Regions from separate parts of the Homo sapiens genome. Here region 1 is linked to region 2. Evidence: read pairs that join two places in POLR2A ChIA-PET (ENCODE). Cell type or tissue: GM12878. All regions are shown on one strand. Links, peaks and the distances in the headings refer to the core of each region. The heading gives the core; the rest is flanking DNA. Region 1 overlaps DOCK7 (dedicator of cytokinesis 7). Region 2 has its middle 35 kb from the start of DOCK7-DT.

Evidence for each region. Peaks named below come from ENCODE experiments on the same cell type or tissue, not always from the same donor. Only the 100,000 strongest peaks of a DNase experiment are listed, where the experiment ranks them.
Region 1: POLR2A ChIA-PET joins it to region 2 with 7 read pairs; 3 of 35 experiments call an interaction of 5 or more read pairs at or near these places.

The regions. Positions count from the first base shown.
Region 1 is chr1:62,564,749-62,572,748 of GRCh38, forward strand. All of the region lies in intron 18 of DOCK7 (dedicator of cytokinesis 7), which reads right to left. Among named protein-coding and RNA genes, the nearest start is that of ANGPTL3, 29 kb to the right of the region's middle. In GM12878, for the core only: no CTCF peak of the experiment used is centred there; no DNase peak of the experiment used is centred there.
Region 2 is chr1:62,714,520-62,731,907 of GRCh38, forward strand. No RefSeq gene overlaps it. Among named protein-coding and RNA genes, the nearest start is that of DOCK7-DT, 35 kb to the left of the region's middle. In GM12878, for the core only: no CTCF peak of the experiment used is centred there; DNase peaks (open chromatin) are centred at 8,552 and 10,882; H3K4me3 peaks cover 471 bases.

The sequences.
Region 1 (8,000 bases), core at 1-8,000, 160 kb before region 2:
TCAATGAATCCAGGAGCTGGTTTTTGGAAAAGATCAACAAAATAGACCACAAGCCAGACTAATAAAGAACAAAAGAGAGATGAATCAAATAGATGCAATAAAAAACGATAAAGGGGATATCACCACTGATCCAACAGAAATACAAAATGCCATCAGGGAATACTATAAACACCTCTATGCAAATAAACTAGAAAATCTAGAAGAAATGAATAAATTCCTGGATACATACACCCTCCCAAGTCTAAACCAGGAAGAAGTCGAATCCCTGAAGAGACCAATATTCAAGTTCTGAAACTGAGGCAGTAATTAATAGCCTACCAACAAAAAAAGTCCAGGACCAGAAGGATTCATAGCTGAATTCTACCAGAGGTGCAAAGAAAAGCTGGTACCATTCCTTCTGAAACTATTCCAAACAACAGAAAAAGAGGGACTCCTCCCTAACTCATTTTATGAGGCCAGCATCATCCTGATACCAAAACCTGGCAGAGACACAACAAAAAAAGAATTTTCTTTTCAAAAGAAAAGAAAATATCCCTGATCAACATCGATGTGAAAATCCTCAATAAAATACTGGCAAACCGAATGCAGCAGCACACCAAAAAGCTTATCCACCACGATCAAGTCAGCTTCATCCCTGGGATGCAAGGTTGGTTCAACATACGCAAATAAATAAACGTAATCCATCACATAAACAGAACCAATGACAAAAACCACATGATTATCTCAATAGATGCAGAGAAGGCCTTCAACAAAATTCAACACCCCTTCATGCTAAAAACTCTCAATAAACTAGGTATTGATGGAACATATCTCAAAATAATAAGAGCTATTTAAGACAAACCCACAGCCAATACCATACTGAATAGGCGAAAACTGGAAGCATCCCCTTTGAAAACTGGCACAAGACAAGGATGCCCTCTCTCACCACTCCTATTCAACACAGTATTGGAAGTTCTGGCTAGGGCAATCAGGCAAGAGAAAGAAATAAAGGTATTCAAATAGGAAAAGAGGAAGTCAAATTGTCTCTGCAGATGACATGATTGTATTTTTAGAAAACCCCATTGTCTCAGCCCAAAATCTCCTTAAGCTGATAAGCAACTTCAGCAAAGTCTCAGGATACAAAATCAATGTGCAAAAATCACAAGCATTCCTATACACCAATAACAGGCAGAGAGCCAAATCATGAGTGAACTCCCATTCACAATTGCTACAAAGAGAATAAAATACCCAGGAATACAATTTACAAGGGGTATGAAGGACCTCTTCAAGGAGAACTACACATTACTGCTCAAGGAAATAAGAAAGGACACAAATAAATGGAAAAACATTCCATGCTCATGGATAGGAAGAATCAGTATCAGGAAAATGGCCATACTGCCCAAAGTAATTTACAGATTCAATGCCATCCCCATCAAGCTACCATTGACTTTCTTCAGAGAACTGGAAAAACTAAACTTCACATGGAACCAAAAAAGAGCCCACAGAGCCAAGACAATCATAAGCAAAAAGAACAAAGCTGGAGGCATCACACTACCTGACTTCAAACTACACTACGAGGCTACAGTAACCAAAACAGCATGGTACTGGTACCAAAACAGATATATAGACCAAGGAAACAGAACAGAGGCCTCAGAAATAACGCCACACATCTACAACCATATGATCTTTGACAAATCTGACAAAAACAAGCAATGGGGAAAGGATTCCCTATTTGATAAATGGTGTTGGGAAAACTGGCTAGTCATATGCAGAACACTGAAACTGGACCCTTCCTTACACCTTAAACAAAAATTAACTCAGGATGGATTAAAAACTTAAACATAAGACCTAACACCATAAAAATCCTAGAAGAAAACCTAGGCAATACCATTCAGGACATAGGCATGAGCAAACACTTCATGTCTAAAACACCAAAAGCAATGGCAACAAAAGCCAAAATTGACAAATGGGATCTAATTAAACTAAAGAGCTTCTGCACAGCAAAAGAAACTATCATCAGAGTGAACAAGCAACCTACAAAATGGGAGAAAATTTTTGCAATCTATCTATCTGACAAAGGGCTAATAACCAGAACTACAAAGAACTTAAATAAATTCACAAGAAAAAAATAAATAATCCCATCAAAAAGTTGGCAAAGGTTATGAACAGACACTTCTCAAAAGAAGACATTTATGCAGCCAAGAGACACATGAAAAAATGCTCATCATCACTGATCAATAGAGAAATGCAAAATCAAAACCACAATGAGATACCATCTCACACCAGTTAGAATGGCGATCATTAAAAAGTCAGAAAGCAACAGATGCTGGACAGGATGTGGAGAAACAGGAACACTTTTGCACTGTTGGTGGGAGTGTAAATTAGTTCAACCATTGTGGAAGGCAGTGTGGTGATTCCTCAAGGATCTAGAACTACAAATACTATTTGACCCTGCAATCCCATTACTGGGTATATACCCAAAGAATTATAAATTATTCTACTATAAAGACACATACACACATATGTTTACTGCGGCACTATTCACAAGAGCAAAGACTTGGAACCAACCCAAATGCCCATCAATGATAGACTGGAGAAAGAAAATGTGGCACATATACACCATGGAATACTATGCAGCCATAAAAAAGGATGAGTTCATGTCCTTTGCAGGGACATGGATGAAACTGGAAACCATCATACTCAGCAAACTAACTCAAGAACAGAAAACCAAACACCACATGTTCTCACTCATAAGTGGGAGCTGAACAATGAGAACACATAGACACAGGGAGGGGAACATCACACACTGGGGCCTGTTGGGGGGTGGAGGGCTAGGGGAGGGACAGCACTAGGAGAAATACCTAATGTAGGTGACAGGTTTATGGGTGCAATAAACCTCCATGGCACATGTATATCTATGTAACAAAACTACACGTTCTGCACATGTACCCCAGAACTTAAAGTATCATAAAAATAAATAAATAAAAAGAAATTCAACATCTCTGAGGCAAAAAATAAAGATTCTGAAACATTTTTGAAAAAAAAAAAGCCAGCAGAGTAAGTTGAAACCCATCAAAGCAATAAACACTATTAGCTCTTTCAATCTAAAACACTTGTTTTCAGCTTTTAAAAATTTCTTTAAAAATAACAGTTCTCTTCAGTTCTAAAACAAGTGGACCTGATAGATATCTACAGAACTCTCCATCCCAAAACAACAGAATATACAATCTTCTCAGTGTCACATTGCATTTAGTCTAAAACTGATCACATAATTGGAAGTAAAACACTCCTCAGCAAATGCAAAATAACTGAAATAATAACAAACAGTCTCTCAGACCACAGAGAAATTAAATTAGAACTCAAAGAAACTCACTCAAAACCACACAACTACACGGAAATTGCACAATTGCTCCTGAATGACTGTTGGGTAAATAATGAAATTAGGGCAGAAATCAAGAAGTTCTTTGAAACCAATGAGAACAAAAAGACAATGTACCAGAATCTCTGGGATGCAGCTAAAGCAGTGTTAACAGGGAAATTTATAGCACTAAAATGCCCACATTAAAAAGCTAGAAAGATTTTTTTTTTTTTTTGAGACAGAGTCTCGCTGTCACCTAGACTGGAGTGCAGTGGCACGATCTCAGCTCACTGCAACCTCTGCCTCCTAGGTTCAAGTGATTCTCCTGCCTCAGTCTCCTGAGTAGCTGGCATTACAGGCACGTGCCACCATGCCAGGCTAATTTTTTTTTTTTTTTTAAGTAAAGATGAGATTTCACCATGTTGGCCAGGCTGGTCTCAAACTCCTGACCTCAAGTAATCCCCCTGCCACAGCATTCCAACGTGCTTGGATTGCAGGCGTGAGCCACTGTGCCCTGCCTAAAAAAAAAAAAAAAAAAAAAAAGCTAGGAAGATCTCAAAGTGAAATCCTAACATCACAACTAAAAGAACTAGAGAACCACCACCAACAACAACAAAAAACCCAAAGCTAGCAGAAGACAAGAAATAACCAAGATCAGAGCAGAAGTGAAGGAAACAGAGACACAAAAAACCCTTCAAAAAATTAACAGATCCAGAAGCTGTTTTTTTTTTTGAAAAAATTAATAAAATAGACTGCTAGCTAGATTAATAAAGAAGGAAAAAGAGAAGAATCAAATAGACACAATAAAAAATGATAAAGGGGATACCACCACTGACCCCACAGAAATACAAACGACCATCAGAGAATGTACTACAAACACCTCTCTGCAAGTAAGTTAGAAAATCTAGAAGAAATAGATAAATTCCTGGACATATACATCCTCCCAAGACTGAACCAGGAAGTTGAATCCCTGAATAGACCAATAACAAGTTCTGAAAATGAGGGAGTAATAAATAGCCTACCAACCAAAAAAGCCCAGGATCAGATGGATTTACAGCTAAATTCTACCAGAGATACAAAGAGAGCTGGTACCATTTCCTCTAAAACTATTCCAAACAACTGCAAAGGACTCCTCCCTAACTCATTTTATGAGGTCAGCATCATCCTGATACCAAACCCTGGCAAAGAAAGAACAACGAAAAAAGAAGGCTTCAGGCCAATATCCCTAATGAACATCAATGCAAAAATCCTCAATAAAATACTGGCAAACCAAATCTGGCAGCACATCAAAAAGCTTATCACCATGATCAAGTAGGCTTCAACCCCGAGATGCAAGGCTGGTTCAACACACGCAAATCAATAAACGTAATCCGTCACATAAACAGAACTAAAGACAAAAACCACATTATTACCTCAATAGGCTCAGAAAAGGTCTTTGATAAAATTCAGTATCGCTTCATGTTAAAACTCCCAATAAACTAGGTATTGAAGGAACATACCTCAAAATAGTAAGAGCCATTTATGAAAAACCCACAGCCAATATCATACTGAATGGGCAAAAGCTGAAAACATTCCCCTTGAAGACTGGCACAAAACAAGGATGCCCTCTCTCACCACTCTCCCCCCTCCCCCCCCCCTTTTTTTTTGAGACAGAGTCTCACTCTGTCACTCAGGCTAGAGTGCAGTGGTACGACCTCAGCTCACTGCAACCTCCACCTCCTGGGTTCAAGCAATTCTTCCACCTCAGCCTCTCTAGTAGCTGGGATTACAGGCACATGCCACCACGTCTGGCTAATTTTTGTATCTTTAGTAGAGACGGGGTTTCACTATGTTGGCCAGGCTGGTCTTGAACTTCTGATCTCAAGTGATTTGCCTGCCTTGGCCTCCTAAAGTGCTGGGATTATAGGCATGGGCCACTGCGTCCAGCCACCACTCCTATTCAACATAGTATTAGAAGTTTTGGCCAGGGCAATCAGACAAGAGAAAGAAATAAAGGTATTTAAATAGGATGAGAAGAAGTCAAATTGTCTTGGTTTGCAGATGACATGATCCTCTATCTAGAAAAACCCACTGTCTCAGCCCAAAAGCTTCTTAAGCTGATAAGCAACTTCAGCAAAGTCTCAGGATACAAAATCAATGTGCAAAAATCACAAGCATTCTTATACACCAACAACAGACAAGAAAAGAGTCAAATCATGAATGAACTCCCATTTATAATTGCTACAAAGAGAATGAAATACCCAGGAATACAGCTAACAAGAAAAGTGAAGGACCTCTTCAAGGAGAACTACAAACCACTGCTCAAGGAAATCAGAGAGGACACAAACAAATGGAAAAACATTCCATGCTCATGGATAGGAAGAATCAATATCGTGAAAATGGCCATACTGCCCAAAGTAATTTATACATTCAATGCTATTCCCATATAACCACTGTAGACATTCTTCACAGAACTATTTTAAAAAGCTATTTTAAAATTCACATGGAACCAAAAAAAGGCCCATACAGCCAAGACAATTCTAAACAAAAAGAACAAACCTGGAGGCATCACGCTACCCAACTTCAAACTATACTGAAAGGGTACAATAACCAAAACAGCATGGTGCTAGTACAAAAACAGACACATAGACCAATGGAACAGAATAGAGAACTTAGAAATAAGACCAAACACCTACAACCATCTGATCTTCAACAAACCTGACAAAAACAAGCAATGGGTGAAGGATTCCCTATTTAATAAATGGTGCTGTGAGAACTGGCTAGCCATATGCAGAAAACTGAGACTAGACCCCTTCCTTACACCTTATACAAAAATTAACTCAAGACGATTAAAGACTTAAATGTAAAACCCCAAACTATACAAACCCTAGAAGAAAATCTAGGCAACACCATTCAGGACACAGGCACAAGCAAAGATTTCATGACAAAAACATCAAAAGCAATTCCAACAAAAGCAAAAATTGACAAATGGGATCTAAATAAACTAAAGAGCTTCTGCACTGCAAAAGAAACTATCATCAGAGTGAACAGACAACCTACACGATGGGAGAGAAATTTTGCAACCTATCCATCTGACAAAGGTGTAATATCCAGAGTCTACAAGGAACTTAAACAAATTTACAAGAAAAAAACAACCCCATTAAACAGTGGGCAAAGGACATGATCAGAAACTTCTCAAAAGAAGACATTCATGTGGCCAACAAACATACGAAAAAAAGCTCAGTATCACTGATCATCAGATAAATGCAAATCAAAACCACAATGAGATACCATCTCACACCACTCAGAATGGCAATTATTATAAAGTCAAGAAACAACAGATGCTGGTGAAGCTGTAGAGAGATAGGAACACTTTTACACTGTTGGTGGGAGGGTAAATTAGTTCAATAATTGTGGAAAACATTGTGGAGATTCCTCAAAGACCTAGAACCAGAAATACCATTCGAACCAGCAATCTCATTACTGGGTATATACCCAAAGGAATAGAAATCATTCTATTATAAAGACACATGCATGTGTATGTTCATTGCAGCACTATTCACAATAGCAAAGACATTGAATCAACCCAAATGCCCATCAATGATAGACTGGATAAAGAAAATGTGGTACATATACACCGTGGAATACTACGCAGCAATAAAAAGGAATGAGATCATGTTCTCTGCAGGAACATGGATGGAGCTGGAAGCCATTATCCTGAACAAACTAATGCAGGAACAGAAAACCAAACACTGGATGTTCTCACTCATAAGTGGGAGCTGAACAATAAGAACACATGGACACAGGGAAGGAAACAATACACACTGGGGCCTGTCGTTGGGGGGAGTGTGGGGAAGGGAGAGCATCAGGAAAAATAGCTAATGCATGCTGGGCTTAATACTTAGGTGATGGGTTGATAGGTGCGGCAAATCACCATGGCACATGTTTACCTATGTAACAAACCTGCACATCCTGCACATGTACTCCAGAACTTAAAAATAAATAAAAAATAACAGTTCTCAAAGTCTGGTCTGAGAATCAGCAGCACAAACATTATCTGAAAACTGTTAGACATGTAAATACTCAAGCCCCAACCTAGATCGGCTGTCACAAAAACTCGGGAAATAAGGTCCAACAATCAGTGTTACAACAAACCCTCTAGGTAATTTCGATTCATGCTAAAGTGAAAAATGTATTTTATCTTAAAATATTCTAATAAGCAATGGCAATAGCAATGGTGTAATAGTAGCAAACACTTCCGTAGCACTTTCCAAGTGCCTGGCACTATTCCAAATGCTCTCCATGTTATTATATCATTCAATCATCAATACAACCAATTACTGTAAGTCTTAATTATTCTCATTTTACAGATGAAAAAACTGAGGCACAGAAAGTGTCTTAGTCACCTCAGGCTGCCATAACAAAGTACCATAAACAGGTGACTTAAACAGCAGATATTTATTTTCTCACAGTTCTGGAGACTGAAAGTCTAAGATCAAGGTGCCAGCATGGTCAGTTTCTGGTGAGGGTTCTCACCCTGGGTTGCAGATGGCCACCTTCTTGCAACTGGGGGAGAGGGGATGTCAAGCTCTCTGGTCTCTTCTTACAAGGGCACTAATCCAATTATGAAGGCCCCACCCTTATAACCTTGTCTAAACCCAATTCCCTTCCAAAGACTCCATCT
Region 2 (17,388 bases), core at 5,300-13,299:
GCTTATGCTATTTCTTTATATCAGGAGTTGAATTTTTTATACTGTCCACTAAAAGAGTTCTAATTAATATATTAGCTAAGGCCAGGTGCAGTGCCTCACGCGTGTAATCCCAGCACTTTGGGAGGCCGAGACAGGCAGATCACGTGAGGTCAGGAGTTCAAGACCAGCCAGGCCAAAGATACAAAAATTAGCTGGGCATGGTGGCAGGCACCTGTAATCCCAGCTACTCAGGAGGCTGAAGCAGGAGAATCGCTTGAACCCGGGAGGTTGCAGTGAGCCAAGATCGCCCCATTGCACTCCAGCCTGGGTGCCAAGAGCAAAACTCCGTCTCAAAAAAAAAAAAAGAAAAAAAGAAAACATATAATATGTAATATATATATATTAGGTAAAATAATTAGTTCAGCAAATACGTCATCCCAAACCTATTTTTCCCCTAGGCAGAAATTGGAGAAGATGCAAAAAAAAAAAAAAAAACAGTCTGAAAACCTTATTCCTTTGGAGCCAATAAGAGCATTCTGATTAGGCAATATTGCTTAAGAGTAGGGGGAAGAATCACTTCATTTTATTATGCCAGTGTCAGAAACCTAACTGAATCCAGTTATTAAAGTATCCCTAGTTGTCTGCATTGACCAAATAGATATATAATATTAACATAATATTAATACATGTTTTCAGTCATTTCTTTGATGACTTGCATTATGGGTGAGCATTTCAGTCCAAAAGAATTTCCCCTCTGGCTTGGGCTGGTTCCTAAAATGAAACTTCATAATAGAATGTTGAAGCATGGAGTTCTTATAATCTACAAACTGCTTGTTAGTGCCTTGCAAAAACATACAGTTTCCACTTGTCAGCACAAAAGAATTGTTTTCGTCTTCAATCTTTTTTTTTTTTTCTTGAGACAGAGTCTCACTCTGTCGCCCAGGCTGGAGTGCAGTGGCGTGATCTTGGCTCACTGCAAACCTCCACTTCCCAGGTTCAAGTGATTCTCCTGCCTCAGCCTCCCGAGTATCTGGGATTACAAGTGCACACCACCACACCTGGCTAATTTTTTGTATTTTTAGTAGAGATGAGGTTTCACCATGTTGGCCAGGCTGGTCTCAAACTCCTGACCTCAGGTGATCCACCCACCTTGGCCTCCCAAAGTGCTGGTATTACAGGCGTGAGCCACCAGGTCTGGCCGGAAAATCTTATTACTAACAAAGTTTTCCTCCAGGATAATCAAAGGGATAATAAACTCAAAATAATTTTTCATTTTAGTTATCTTTAATATCTCTCCTGAATTCCAAAGAAATTATTGAGTGTCCAAATTTAAAGACATGCAATGTTTTGTATGAAATGTGCATTTTTTAGTTAATTGGTAATTTTTTTTTAAGTTTAGAGTTATCACTTCAAAAAGATAAGTTTTCCTGAAGGCAGAAACACCTTTCTAACTAATGCTTGATACCCCAAATCACTACTACTCCTACTACCACTGCTGCCAGTTACTATTTATTAAATGCCAGGAATTGTGTTTGGTAGTTTACATATGATACCTTGCATCTTTGAAACAATACTAGACATATTGTCTCCAGGATACTGAAGAAGAAATGAGGTTCTTTGAGGCAAGGTGGCTTAACCGAGATCACACAGCCAGGATTCAAAATCCAGGTCTGATGTCAGAGCTTGGGCTCTTTCCACTGAGTTTTATGTTTTTCTTTACTCAGTTGTGGGGCAATCTTCACCTAATTTGAGGAACCAGTAACTAGCCCCTTTTCCTCACCTGACTTCTGAATAAATGGGAAAAAAAGATACAGGAGTAAGGCAGTCAGAGCCAAAAGAAATCAACTTGATTAGGGGTAAAGGTTAAGTTGGAGGGCTAAATTGTCTGAGCAAGTGGGCTTTGTAATACTGAGTCCAGAATTATTCAGACGTACCTACCCAGTTGCAGGCAGTGCTGGATCTAGGCAGGCCCCCCTTCTCACCCCAAGCACTGGCAGTGCCTGTCCCTACAGGAACAGAAAAAAAAAACCCACGCTTCCTCTCTTCAGCTATTTCCCAAGAGGAAGAAGCTAAACTGCTCATGCCCAGTTTCTTTTTTTCAAACTCACTGATGGCCCCAGGGTGGAATGAGTGCAGTGTTGTCAGAAGATCAGGAGCACTGTACTGATATATACACTAATGGGCTCCTGTCAAATGGAAGAAACATCAGGAACAGGAAAGATAACACTAATAGCATACTCACAGGTTAAATACATCTATTTGTCTACATAGAAAGTCTCGATTGATGGATTTATAGCTCTTTCTAATATTCTTGATAAAAATTTATTTTTTCCATTGCCTTATAAAGTTTAAGAAATTACCCTGACTATACTCAGAGTTTTAATGGTGTCATCATTTTATCATTACAAAGCAATTATACTAAGCACCTACCTGTATGTAACCTTGTATGGATACTTTAATCTGTCATTGTACCACTGCTATGATTTCAAGAGAGGACATTTATTTTAATAGATTATGAAACATGAGAGTATAGGTGAGCTCAATGCTAATGAAAGCTCCCAAAGGCCTTTATCTATCTTATTCAACACTGCTCCCAAGATTAGTGCCTGGCACATAAAGGGTCTCAATAAAGATTTGTTGGCTAAATTAATAAATATATTAATAAAATTAATAAAGTTCTTCAAATTCTACATTTATTCTGGTGCTCCATATTTTTTTCTTTTCTTTTCTTTTTTTTTTTTTTTTGAGACGGAGTCTTGCCCTGTCACCCAGGCTGGAGTACACTGGCACAATCTCGGCTCACTGCAACCTCCACCTCCTGGGTTCAAGCAATTCTCCCTGCCTCAGCCTCCTAAGTAGCTGGGATTACAGGCGCGTGCCACCATGCCCAGCTAATTTTCGATTTTTTTTTTTTTTTTTTTTAGTAGAGACAGGGTTTCGCCATGTTGGCCAGGCTGGTCTTGAACCCCTGACCTCAGGTGATCTGCCCGCCTTGGCCTCCCAAAGTGCTGGGACTACAGGCGTGAGCCACCGCGCCTGGCCCCTGGTGCTCCATATCTAAGTTAGTGTTTACAAGAGGGTCTTAACTATTTTCAAAGGAATATGTTTTGGAAGACTTTTCCAATGGGAAAAGTACTGTATGGATGCCTTAAAGGGAAAAGCCAAGGATAGAAGAGGCAGCATGCTCCTCCTTTTCCAAATGGATATTTGCGTATATTCTCCTTGCCTTAGAATTTTCTTCTCTCCACACAGTTTCCCCCTCCTTCTTTCCTTTCTTTTTCCCCTCCCCTTCCCTCCCCTCCCCTCCCCTACCCTACCTTACTCTACCCTTCCCTTTCCTTCTCGTTCTTCCTCACCAAGAAAGGGTTAGATGTTACACAAGAAAAGAAACCAATTTAGAGAGCCCCATCTACATTAGAGGAGTTTAGGGTTCTCTGGACTGGGGAGCTAGAGTGCGTTAGAGAAGACTGAAGTCCCCAGTTTTTGAAACTAGTCATGGTATATCTCAGCATACGGCTTGCTCACGAAAAGATAAGCAATCTTTTAAGTCCTCAGTGGCTCCTACAAGAAACACAGGGAAAATTACAAAATAGGCAAAATTTGGTGACTCGTTTACCATCATATCTGCTGCTTTCCTTCTGCTCCTCCAAGGATTCACAATTGTTACTGCTATTCCCCTGTCCAAAGTCACCCATCTTTATTCCATCTTATCTTTCCCAAAGCACCACACCAAGGTACTTACTCCCTTCTTCCAATGTATTTCCATGTTAGTCAACATATTAGATAGAAAATGCAGGCCGAGTGTGGTGGCTCACGCCTGTAATCCCAGCACTTTAGGAGGTCAAGGCAGGTGGATCACCTGAGGTCAGGAGTTCGAGAGCAGCCTGGCCAACATGGTGAAACCCCATCTCTACTAAAATACAAAAATTAACCAGGTATGGTGGCACATGCCTGTAATCCCAGCTATTCAGGAAGCTGAGGCAGGAGAATCACTTTAAGCCAGGATGCAGAGGTTGTAGTGAGTGAGACCCAGGAAGGAAGGAAGGTAGGAAGGAAGGAAGGAAGGGAGGGAGGGAGGAAGGGAGGGAGGAAAGGGAGGGAGGGAAAAGAAAAGAGAAAGGAAGGAAAGAGAGAGGGAGAGAGGGAAGGAAGGAAGGGAAGGGAAGGAAGGAAATGCAGGAACATGTTCTAGCTAGCTTAAGCAGAAAAGGAATTTATTTATTCATTATTTATTTATTGAGACAGAGTCTCATTCTGTCACCCAGGTTGGAGTGCAGTGGCGTGATCTCGGCTCACTGCAACCTCTGCCTCCTGGGTTTGAATGATTCTCCCTCCTCAGCCTCCCGAGTAGCTGGGATTATAGGCACCCACCATCACACCCGGCTAATTTTTGTATTTTTAGTAGAAATGGGGTTTCACCATGTTTGCCAGGTTGGTCTTGAACTCCTGACCTCAAGCGATCTGCCCACCTCAGCCTCCCAAAGTGCTGGGATTACAGGCGTGAGCCACTGCATCTGGCCAGGAATTTATTAAACACCATTAAATAATTCACAGAATTTCCTGGGAGGTGTAAAAACCAGGGTTGTAAGAGGCCAAATTACGTCACAGAACACCGGGAAACCATTACTGCCTCCACTACTGACATTAATGTGAGATACGAACACTTCTAATAGAACCTCTGGTACTGTTCCCTGGGAATCTAGATGCACTTTCTAGTTCCACCTGCTTCTTCATCTCTCTAGCCTTCACTTCAAAGCCTGGTGCAAATGTATATGATTAGAGGAGCCTAACTGCAAGGGAGACTGAGAAAGTGAAATTTGGCTTCTATTCAGTAGAGAAATCATCAAATATAACAAGAATATTCAAAGGTGCTGGGCAGCCAAAAAGAATAACAAAGATGTACTACTCTACCCCAGTTAGCCTCTCAACTCCTACTGATCTGAGCCAGGTTTTCAGCAGATTGAAGTAATTCACTCCGAATTGTGGATGACTGATGGTTTCTCTCTTTTTTTTTGAGACGGAGTCTCACTCTGTCGCCCAGGCTGGAGTGCAGTGGCGCGATCTTGGCTCACTGCAACCTCCACCTCCTGGGTTCACGCCATTCTCCTGCCTCAGCCTCCCGAGTAGAAGGGATTACAAGTGCTCATTTTTTTGTATTTTTAGTAGAGACGGGGTTTCACCATGTTAGCCAGGATAGTCTCGATCTCCTGACCTCGTGATCCGCCTGCCTCGGCCTCCCAAAATGCTGGGATTACAGGCGTGAGCCACCACGCCTGGCCAAGGATGACTGATGGTTTCAACTCCACATGAACATCGATGCTTTAAAAGAGTAGCTTATTAACCCAAATAAACTCCCAGTTGTTAAAATATTTATATGGTGGAAAATACTTTTAAAATAAGGGAACATATAGTGTTTCTTTTATTTCTTCTTAAAAATGGGACCAGGTGCTGTGGCTCACGGCTGTGATCCCAGCACTTTGGGAGGCTGAAGTGGGAGGATCACTTGAGCTAGCCAGTTCTAGACCAGCCTGGGCAACATAGTGAGACCTCATCTCTACAAAAAAATCAAGAAAATTAGCTGGGCGTGATGGCACACATCTGTAGTCCCAGTAACTGAGGAGGCAGAGGCTGGAGGATCACTTGAGCCCAGGAGGTCAAGGCTGCAAGTGAGCTGAGATTGCGGCTGCACTCCAGCCTGGGTGACACAGTGAGACCCTGTCTCAAAAAAGTTTCTTTTTTTTTTTTTTTTGAGACGGAGTCTCATTCTGTCGCCCAGGCTGGAGTGCAATGGCGCCATCTTGGCTCACTGGAACCTCTGCCTCCAGGGTTCAAGCAATTCTCCTGCCTCAGCCTCCTGAGTAGCTGGGATTACAGGTGACACCACCAAGCTAATTTTTGTATTTTTAGTAGAGACGGGGTTTCACCATGTTGGTCAGGCTGATCTCTAACTCCTGACCTCGTGATCCACCCACCTTGGCCTCCCAAAGTGCTGGGATTATAGGCATGAGCCACCTAGCCCGGCCAACATTTCTTTAAAAAAAAAAAAAACAACTTTACTGAACTTTGATTAACATACAAAAAACTGCACATAATGTATACAACTGGATAAATCATTAATTCTTTATTAAATACACATTTTATTGAGCTTATAATGTGCCATACAGTAGATTCGGTATTGAGGAAACCTGGTCCATACCCTAAAAATTCAATAACCTCATAAGGGACAGAGAAAAGTTAATATATATAAAGCAACATAATAAATGCAGAAAACAGTGATATCTGTGTGGGCGTGTGTGTGTGTATACACAATTCATAAAGGGTCTTTTATATTATGCTTAAGAATGTGGACTCCTTGGTAGCTTATATTTGCATACTATCCACGCGCACTTTTTTCTCCTTTGTAAGAAATAGGCTCTGAACTCCATGGGGTGCAATAGAAGCAAGGAATCATTGATAGGAGGGCCAGCACTCCTCCAGAAGTATTCAGAACTGTAATCAAGAATCCTCAAACTGGGAGGGCCTGTGGTTACTTTATGAACTATGTGTCAGTCCTGCAAACCTCACAGCCTGAATTACCACTGAGCGTTATCTGAATACAGGCTGCCCTTGAAGTCCCTAATTTCATTGCGCTGACAGAGGCTTTAGTGAGTCTATAATTGGAAAAGGAAGCATTTGTGCCTCAGGTACAGGAAATCACCAAACAATTAACTTCCATGGACTCATGCAGCCTGGGCCAAATGCCTCAGTGTGCTTGTCTTTGTTTCATGTCAGGTTATTGAGGAAATGTTTCGCAGGCCAGAATCTTGGCTTTACTGTGTTGTTTTGTCAATGGAGTCAGCTGTGAGACCTTAAACAGTGATAACTATCTATAGTAAAATCTCAATATAGCACTCAGAGGTCTACCACAAGGAAGGGAGGTTTTCAGAGGGGGCAGAAAGTTTTATCTAAAATACATGTAATTTGGCTATTCAGAGGTGGGAAGGGCCACTTAGACGAGAGAAAAACTAGTGTGGTAAGAAAGGGAAAGGGAAACAGTTATTACATGTCATGGCCAGGGAAGGCAAACCCCTCAGAGGCAGGGAAGCTGGTGTTGGACACAAGGCCAGCCTTATGGGTAGGCAGAGACAGTTGAAGGGCACTAGAAAGATTTCCCTGACCCAGAAAATGCCTCAAAGGAAGTGACAGAAAAGGCCCCTGGAGGAAAAACAGAAAAACACAAAATGAAGTGATAGGACAGCAAGGATGAGCTTCCTTCCCCAAAGTCACAATATTTTCCAAGAAACCATTTTGGATAACTCATTTTGCTCATTGAAAAAACTGTATTCATACTATGGGCAATGTCACATATTAAGAAATTGGCGGCCGGGCGTGGTGGCTCATGCCTGTAATCTCAGCACTTTGGGAGGCCAAGGTCGGCAGATCACGAAGTCAGGAGATCGAGACCATCCTGGCTAATGCTAAAATACAAAATACAAAAATACAAAATACAAAAATACAAATACAAAAAAAAATACAAATACTAAAAATACAAAAAAATAGCCAGGCATGGTGGCGGGCGCCTGTAGTCCCAGCTACTTGGGAGGCTGAGGCAGGAGAATGGCATGAACCTGGGAGGCGGAGCTGGCAGTGAGCAAAGATCACGCCACTGTACTCCAGCCTGGGCGACAGAGTGAGACTCCATCTCAAAAAAAAAAAAAAAAAATTGGCATGTAATTATTACTATTACTGTTATTTTTAATGAAGAAGGCAATAGAAGCTAAGGGCACAGGTTTGAGATTAGACAGACCCGGGTACAAATCCTGGTTTTACCACATACTAACTGTGTGACTTTAGACAAGCTACTTAATTTCTCTGGTATCACTTTTGTCGTCTGAAAAATGGGAAGAATCATTCATTCCAAAATATTTGCTGAGCAGCTACTACATAAAAGGACAAATAAGATCCCTACCTTCCAGAAGCTTGTATGTTAGGAGTATGGAGGGAGAGAAAGACAATAAATAAGTAAATAAAAAGATGATTTTAGATTGTGATAAATACTGTAGAGGATATATAGTTTTCAGTGTGTGCACGCGAATTAGACTGCCTGGGTTCAAATCTCGGTTATGCTATTTACTAGCTGTGTGATCTTTGCAAGTGACTCAATCTCTGTACCTCGGTTTCCCCATTTGTAAATGGGCATATTAATAGCATCTAATTTATAACCTCATGGGATTATTATGAGGATTAAATGAATGCATCCATGTAAACTGCTTAGAACTGTGTACACCACATAGTAATTGCATAAGAGCTATATACTAATACTATGAAGAAAATAAATTGGAAGATATGATGATAAGTTGGGAGAGTGGTATTTAAGACAGGGTAGTCAGTGAAGGACTTCCTGAGGCTGTGATATTTAAGCTGACACTGAAAGAATGAGAAAGAGCCAGTCATTATTAGAGTATTTCAGGAAGAGGAAGACCTAAGTGCAAAGATCTAAGGCAGAAAGACTCTTCACATATTTGAAAAAGAGAAATGAGACCTGTGTGGTAAAACATAGTGAGCAAGAGAGAAAGCTGCATTGTAATTATTTTCTACTTCTGCATAACAAATTATAACAAATTGAACATCCTCTTACTAGCTCACAGTTCTATAAGTCAGAAGTCTAGGTGGGAATGAGTGTGGTGGCTCATGCTTTAATCTCAACAATTTGGAAGGCCAAGGTGGGAGGATCGCTTAAGCCCAGGAGTTTGAACCCAGCCTGGGCAACATGGTGCAACCCCAACTCCACAAAAAAAATTTTTTTTCTTAATTAGCCTGGCCTGGTGGTACACGCCTGTAGTCCCAGTTACTTCAGAGGCTGAGGTGGGACAATCACTTGAGCCCAGGAGGTTGAGGCTGCAGTGAGCCATGGTCATACCACTGTATTCTGGCCTGGACAACAGAGCAAGACCCTGTCTCAAAAAAAGAAAAAAAAAAGAATAAATCTAGTGGCTGGACCTGGTGGCTCATGCCTGTAATCCCAGCACTCTGGGAGACCAAGACAGGATTGCTTGAGCTCAGGAGTTCGAGATCAGTCTGAGCAACACAGTGAGACCCTGTCTCTACTAAAAACACACACAAAAAAATTAGCTGGGCATAGTGACACATGCCTGTGGTCCCAGCTACTCAAGGGGCTGAGACACGAGGATCACTTGAGACAGGAGGTTGAGGCTGCAGAGAGCCCTGATCATGCCACTGCAATCCAGCCTGGGTGACAGTGTGAGACTTTGTCAAAAAAAAAAAAAAAAGAAGAAGAAGAAGAAAAAAAAGAAGAAATCTAGGTGGGCTTGGTTGAGCTCTCTGCTTAGGGCTTCACGAGGCTGAAATCAATAATTTAGCCAGGCTGAGCTGTTATGATTCAGATTTACTATATGAGATAATAAATGAATAATGTTTTAAGCCTTTAATAAATGACTTACATTTTAAACCCCTCAGTTTGTGGTAATATTGTTACACAGCAATAGATAACTAATACAACTTAAGTGTAGGAAATATCACATTTCATTATTTTCTAGATTAAATTAAATCCCCCGAGTCCATTAGAGTGGATAATTTAATCAGTTATTTTTAGAATGCTCTAAGGCTTACATCATTCAGGAAAACCGATGTGGGGAAGAGTGTATACTGAGTCCTGAATCCACTGATTTGCTGGTAAAACACACATTGTCCAAATCTATATAGTCTATTCAAAGGTGGCTGCCTCTATTGAAGACAACAGCTACTCCCTCTGTGCCAGACTTGGCCATGGAGACCTTCATTCCAGAGGGAAGGCTGGAAGCTTAGTGCTCAGTCCCCAGGTACACACAAAGCCATGCCTATCAAAATTCCTGCTATTTCCAGGCCACCATGAGGAAGCAGAGTATAGATCCCCACAGCTGGAGGAGCTACCACTGCCCGTCTTCCTACTCTGGAAATCTTTCTCTGCTCCAGCTTCTTCTGTCTTAACGTCAGTCCAGCAAGTCTCCAAGACCCTAGATTTCAAAAGCAACATTCTCTTAACTAAGGAATCCTAGACCTTAACAAACAGAACACCAAGTACTAAGCTATTCTATCCTGCGAAAGGGAGGAAAAATGCTCTCTTATTTTTGGGATGATTCTATAGCAACTAGAAGTCATTTAATTTGCCACACAGTCAACCAGGGCAAAATGAAAACACATGTTCAATCACAAAGTGTTCATTACAGTGAAAGATTTCATTTCCTCAAGAAATGCAGGACTCCTCATAGCTCTAAGTGCTACAGGAGACTTTTCTTTCCTTGTTTTTTTTTTTTTTTTTTTTTTGAGATGGAGTCTCTCTCTTGTTGCACACGCTGAAGTGCAATGGTGCAATCTCTGCTCACTGCAACCTCCGCCTCCCGGGTTCAAGTGATTCTCCTGCCTCAGCCTCCTGAATACCTGGGAATAAGTAGAGACAGGTTTTGCCATGTTGGCCAGGCTGATCTTGAACTCCTGACCTCAAGTGATCCACCTGCCTCAGCCTCCCATAGTTCTGGGATTACAGGCGTGAGCCACCATGCCTGGCTTACAAGCTTTAAAAAAAAAATCTACCACTGCAGTCTTGGCTGTTAGCTTTCTGAGGTTCTTTTATTTTTTCCCATTGAAATGCACTGGACAACATTCCAAATTACCTACTAAACCAAATCCAAGTTCTTCCACCACAGAGATACGAATTTATTTTTACAGCAGTTAACAAAAAAAAATTCCCCCTTTTTTTTCTTTTGCCATTTTCTCTGATAATGCTGTATTATTCCTCCCACTCAACAGCCAAGAAAGACAACCCAACTACTTCCTCCTCCAACATACAGGAAAGAATAGAAACAATTCTATCAGCTCCAGCTGGGGCAGCACAAATGCCAGGAAGCTTTTCTTAGATTTTTGAATCCTACGTGACTCTCACTTTAGGTGCTTTCCAAAATTTTGGTTTCATTTTTCTTGAATTCTGTTCTGCAGAAACTCTCAATTGTCTAACACTGGTGGCATTTAGTAATCTTTGCCAAGTTTAATTCCAATCTAGTTGCTTGGAAGATTTCAGTGACCTAAGAAGAAGGTTTTGTAAACCTCCTTGTTTTGTGCAATGGGAATTTGTTCAGCAAGTAGGAGTCAGGATCCCTCCCTATCTCTCAGCAAAATAGGTTGTGTTATTTCCTTTTATTTCAAAATATACTGGGGTTTGTTTTAAGACAACTTTTGAGTCCCACTATTGCTAATGATCAGTTGTATGCTTTAGGCAAATTCACAAAACTTTCTAAACCTTGGTATCTTCATTTGTAATGTTAGGATAATTCCTTCTTTATACAGTTGTTGAAAAAGCTACTGGATTTAAATCCGGGTTTTATAATGAGCATAATGTGTGCTCATTAAATGGTAGACATTGGTTCTTCTTTATCTGATTTTTCCCAACTCTGGTTTACTGTCATTTATCTTAAGTAAAAATCTTGTAGCCACAAAGCAAGTAACCAGCTCCCCTGTCCAACATTAGTGTCAGAAAATGTTGGTGCCTCTGACAAATAGAAAATCTAATGAATAGGGTACTGTTTTAGGAAGAAGGAGATCTGGCTTTCCCCCTGGGCTTACTGCAACAAGTGACTTAACTTACAAAGCAACCATGAAAATGAGCATTGTGCCTCAAGAAATAAACCCTCTCACTCTTTTTCTTGGATGTGTGTTGCATTGCCATGGGATTGTTTTCAGCATTAGGAGGCTCTGCTACAAGTTCAGTTCAGGTCAGCAAACTTTTTTTTTCAGGGCTTCATCTGTATCAGGACTGTGCTTGTTATCAGATATAAAAACGAAGAAGGCAAAATTCCTGAGCTTTCATTCACTTGCTCAGTAAATGTTTATAGAGTGCCTACTAGGTAATAAAACTGTGAGTCTTGAGGAATCAAACAGAAAAAGTTACTGCCCTCGTGGACTTTATAATATAGAGAAGATTATAGACAGTGTTGCACTGATAAATGTTTAACAACAACCAGCTCTCCAAAAAGAAAAAAAAAAAAGAAAGAAAATCCAATTCTTTTCTTTTTCTTTCTTTTCTTTTTTTTTTTTTTTTTTTTGAAACAGAGTCTCACTCTGTCGCCCAGGCTGGAGGGCAGTGGCATGATCTTGGTTCACTGCAACCTCCGCCTCACGGGTTCAAGTGATTCTCCTGCCTCAGCCTCCTGAGTAGCTGGGATTACAGGTGCCCGCCACCAGGCCCAGCTAATTTTTGTATTTTTAGTAGAGACGGAGTTTCACCATGTTGGCCAGGCTGGTCTCGAACTCCTGACCTCGTGATCCGCCCACCTCGGCCTCCCAAAGTGCTGACATTACAGGCGTGAGCCACCGCACACGGCCATTCTTTTCTATCTGTTTGTGGCCTCTTTTTTTTTCTTTTTGGAAATGTTTAGGAACTTTTTTTGTCCCTAGTAAATAACATTTCCCATCTTTTGCTCTGGTGTGGGTATTTTAAAGTCTATTATGCTGAGCACAGCATGCTGTTTTACTCTAGAAAGTCAATACAGTTGTGGAAAATTTTCCTGCATTTGATTATCACCTCCCCTCTGTTTTCTCTATTCTTTCTTTCTGAAATTCTTATTATTTAGATGCTGAAGTAAGTATTTTTCTTATCTTTTCTATTTTCTGTCTCTTTTTCATTTTCTTTTCTTTTCTTTTCTTTTTTTTTTTGAGACAAAGTCTCATTCTGTCACCCAGACTAGAGTGCAGTGGCGCAATCTCGGCTCACTACAACCTCTGCCTCCCAGGTTCAAGCTATTCTCATGCCTCAGCCTCCTGAGTAGCTGGGATTACAGGCACGCGCCACCTCTCCCGGCTTATTTTTGTATTTTTGGTAGAGACACGGTTTCACCGTGCTAGCCAGGCTGGTCTCAAACTCCTGACCTCAGGTGATCCACCTGCCTCGGCCTCCCAAAGTACTGGGATTACAAGCGTGAGCCACTGTGCCCGGCTTTCATTTTCATTTTTATATTTTGGCTCTACTTTCTCAGAGATTTCCTCCAATTTTATTTTCTAATTCCCCCCATTCCTGAGCTTTTGGGGTGATTCACAGCATGAATCAGCTTGTTATTACCCTCCTCCTCTTCAAGTTTAGATCTGAATTTTCTCTAGATGGGAATATTTGTTCTCACTTATTCCCCTGCTTCCATTCTTCAAATTTTGTTATGTTGTCTCCTCTCCCTTTCTGTTGGTCATTTTTGGCTTATACCTTTTTTGAGGTCACATTACTGGGATTTCAGGAAGAACCAGTGGTGAAGGCACATTTTTAATCTACCATGCATAATAAGGTCCTTTATTTCTTGCCATTTTCATTCCTACTATAACAGTCATACTTCTCAAGGCAGCATAGATACCTCTGAGTTACAGGCAAAAGATCAAGTGCAAGAAAGTGATGTAGGACAGGCAAGCACCAAAGTGGAGCTTAGCCAGAGAGGGTTCTTGGCCTTGCCCAGAAAAGAATTCAAGGGTAATCCAGAGAAAGAAGAAAACAGCTTTGTTGAACAGTCAGTGTTACAGCTCGGTGACTGCTCCCGCAGAACAGGGCTTAGAGTAGCAGCTCGGGGTAGTTTTGCAGTCATATTTATACCCACTTTTAATTGTATGCAGATTAAGGGGCAGTTTATGCAGAAAAGGGGTAGTAACTGTTGAATGGTTAGGTACCATGGAAAGGGGTGATAACAACCCTGGTGTTGCCATGGCAACGGTAAATTGACATGGCACACTGGTGGGTGGGTCTGATTGAAAACTGCTTTCTCCTTGGCAACACCAGGGAGAAAGTGTGAAAAAGTGTCTTGGCTAGTCCTCAGTCTAGTCCAGTATCCAAGTCCCACCCCTAGAATCAAGTCCCGCCTCCTACCTTAAAAGTACAGAGGAGAAAAAGCACAAATATTAATATTTCAAGATATTATAACATTTCCAACAGTGCTGGAGCCAGCTCATACTGGCTCATAAGAATAGATGGCTTATATTCAGGAATTTTATGAGACAGTGGTTAACCATTATTAAAAATTAAATAAACAGAATATTTATTATAACATAATGAAATAAATTATATTAAAAACAGACAATACTCAAAACTTATCACTTCCTAATTATTGTAGTGAATCCTACTATTATCTATCTTCTTGAGGTTCTTTACATCTATCGTGTCTGTATCACAGAAATATTATATAATGGTGTTCCATATATTTATTTATAAATAAATAAATTAAATAAAACAAAACCAGGTATTATTCCGGCTGTCAAAAAACATTTGCCTCTAAACTTTCTTTTTTTTTTTTTGAGACAGAGTCTCGCTCTGTCACCTAGGCTGGAGTGCAGTGGCACGATCTCGGCTCACTGCAACCTCTGCCTCCCAGGTTCAAGCGATTCTCCTGCCTCAGCCTCCCCAGTAGCTGGGATCACAGGCGCATGCCATCACGCCCAGCTAATTTTTTGTATTTTTAGTAGAAATGGGGTTTCACCGTGTTAGCCAGGATGGCCTCCATCTCCTAACCTTGTGATCTGCCCGCCTTGGGCTCCCAAAGTGCTGGGATTACAGGTGTAAGCCACTGCGCCCAGCCTGCCTCTAAACTTTCAACCTATGCATGCCAAGGTTCAAAACCCTTCTGAAACAATTGATTATTGTTCTACATCCTTCACTAAACCCTTCCACACCACATCCATCCGAGCTGGGCTTAATGCCCCTCCTACACATTCTTAGCATATCATTCCTACCTACCACCTTTGTGTTAAAATGATCTGCTTATCGGCTTCTCTTTGGCTAAAGCTAAACTGTAAGCTTCTGTATGGAAAGCCTCCACAAACCCCAGATGAGACTGAATTTCCCTATTATAATTGTCCACAATTCCCTATAGTTTGGCTTTATAATACTTATGCGTGTGATTATATTTGTAACAGGAATAGCAATTAACGCTCTCTAGTCTTACATACCCATTAAGGCTGAGGCTTTCTTTCACACCCCTCAGTTTCCTCACAGCATTCCTTTTATTTTCAAAAGATTGCTTGAAAAAAAATGTTGAATGTTTCTTCCTCTTTTATTTAAAACAATAGTTTATATTTGTACAGAGTTTTTAAAGTTACATAATTCTATGAAGCTTATAATGAAAAAAGCAGTACACTGTTTCTCCTTTTCTACCCCCAATCCCCAGTACTCAAAGGCAACATTTAAAAGATTTTATTAGTTGTTTCTTCTCATACTTGCCTCTGTCTTCCTAAATAACATTCTTGTATTGCTGCTATTTGGAGATTGTTCAGTTTCATATATTTTGGCTTCCTGCTATGGAAGATGAAGATTAAGCTCTCTTATAATGCTCCCAACACCACACCCCATCACAAACACATTCACATACATTCTTTTCCTCCTCCATTTCTCCCTATATAATTACATCATTGCACAACTTTTGGTTAATTCAACATGACCATACATTGTACAATGACTACATTTCCTCTTTTATACAATATGTTTTGGTTTTCCCGGAATTAATAATTGCCTATATTGTTTGCTTACTTTTCTATGTACCTATAACTAATTCATCCTCAAACATTCCTCGAGAATTATAAATTTCCTTTCATAATGTTAAAATACATTGGTTGTTTCTTATTTTCATTCATTTTGTGACAACATCCTTCTTGGAGGTCTCTGTTAACCCTGCCCCCAACGTGAACAGATTGCTTTCTAGAAATGTTTTGCAGGTGTCACTCTAGGATCTCCTGCATGCTCCTCCTGAGGAGTCAGTTCTCCTGCTTCTGTTGGAGTCCCTATTTTCTGGATCCTCTTTCTTTTATGTTTGGCCTTCTTGCTTTGTGCTTCCATTCTCCAGTAATTCCCAAGAAAGAGTACATGTTGGGTATAATTTTAAGAACACAGACATCTGTAAATGTCTTTCTTCTACACTTGAATTAAAGCTTGGCTACATTTAGAATTCTAGGTTGAAACCATTTTCCTTGGAATACTGAAGATATTGCTCCATTGTCTTCTCACCTGAAACATTGCAAACTGATGGTGTGTGAAAGAAAGCCTCAGCCTTAATGGGTATGTAAGACTAGAGAGCATTAATTGCCATTCCTGTTACAAATATGATCACACGCGTAAGTATTATAAAGCCAAACTATAGGGAATTGTGGACAATTGTAATAGGGGAATTCAGTCTCATCTGGGGTTTGTGGAGGCTTTCCATACAGAAGCTTACAGTTTAGCCAGAGAAGCCGATAAGCAGATCATTTTAATGCAAAGGTGGTAGGTAGGAATGATATGCTAAGAACGCGTAGGAGGGGCATTGAAAGCGCAGCCCGGATGGATGTGGTGTGGAAGGGGTTAGTGAAGGATACAGAACAATAATCAATTGTTTCAGAGAGGTTTTGAACCTTGACATGCTAGGTTGAAAGTTTTGAGACAAATGTTTTTGACTGTCAAAATAATATCTGAGTTTGCATTATTTTATTTTATTTATTTTTGAGACGGAGTTTTGCTCTTGGTCTCCTAGGCTGGAGTGCTATGGCGCGATCTCGGCTCACTGCAACCTCTGCCTCCCGGGTTCAAGAAATTCTCATGCCTCAGCCTCCCGAGAAGCTGTGATTACAGGGACCTGCAACCATGCCTGGCTAATTTTTTCGTATTTTTAATAGAGACAAGGTTTCATCGTCTTGGCCAGGCTGGTCTTGAACTCCTGACCTCAGGTGATCCACCCACCTCAGCCTCCCAAAGTGCTGGGATTACAGGCGTGAGCCACCACGCCCAGCCTTATTTATTTGTTTTTGAGACAGGATCTTGTTCTGTCACCCAGGTTGGAATGCAGTGGTATCTTGGCTTCCTGCAGCTTCTGCCTCCTAGGCTCAAGGGATCCTCCCACCTCAGCCTTCTGAGTAGCTGGGACCACAAGTACTTGCCACCATGACCAGCTACTTTTTTAAATTTTTTTTAGCAACGAGGTCTCACTTTGTTACCCAGGCTGGTCTCAAACTCCTGGGCTCAAGCTATCCAGCTGCCTTGACCTCCCAAAATGCTGGGATTACAGGCATGAACCACCATGCCTGGTGGTTTTAATATTTTAATAATCTCTTTATAGATTTGGTAAAGAGAGGGGAAAATAGGCCAAATAATAGCAATTTTTTGTTTGTTTGTTTTTTGAGAGGGAGTCTAACTTTGTCACCCAGGCTAGAGTGCAGTGGTGCCATCTCTGCTCACTGCAACCTCTGCCTCCCAGGTTCAACTGATTCTCCTGCCTCAGCCTCCTGAGTAGCTGGATTACAGGCACCTGCCACCACGCCTGGCTAATTTTTGAATTTTTAGTAGAGACGGGGTTTCACCATGTTGGTCAGGCTGGTCTCGAACTCCTTACCTCAAGTGATCCCCTGCCTCGGCCTCCCAGAGTGCTGGCCTGGGATTACAGGTGT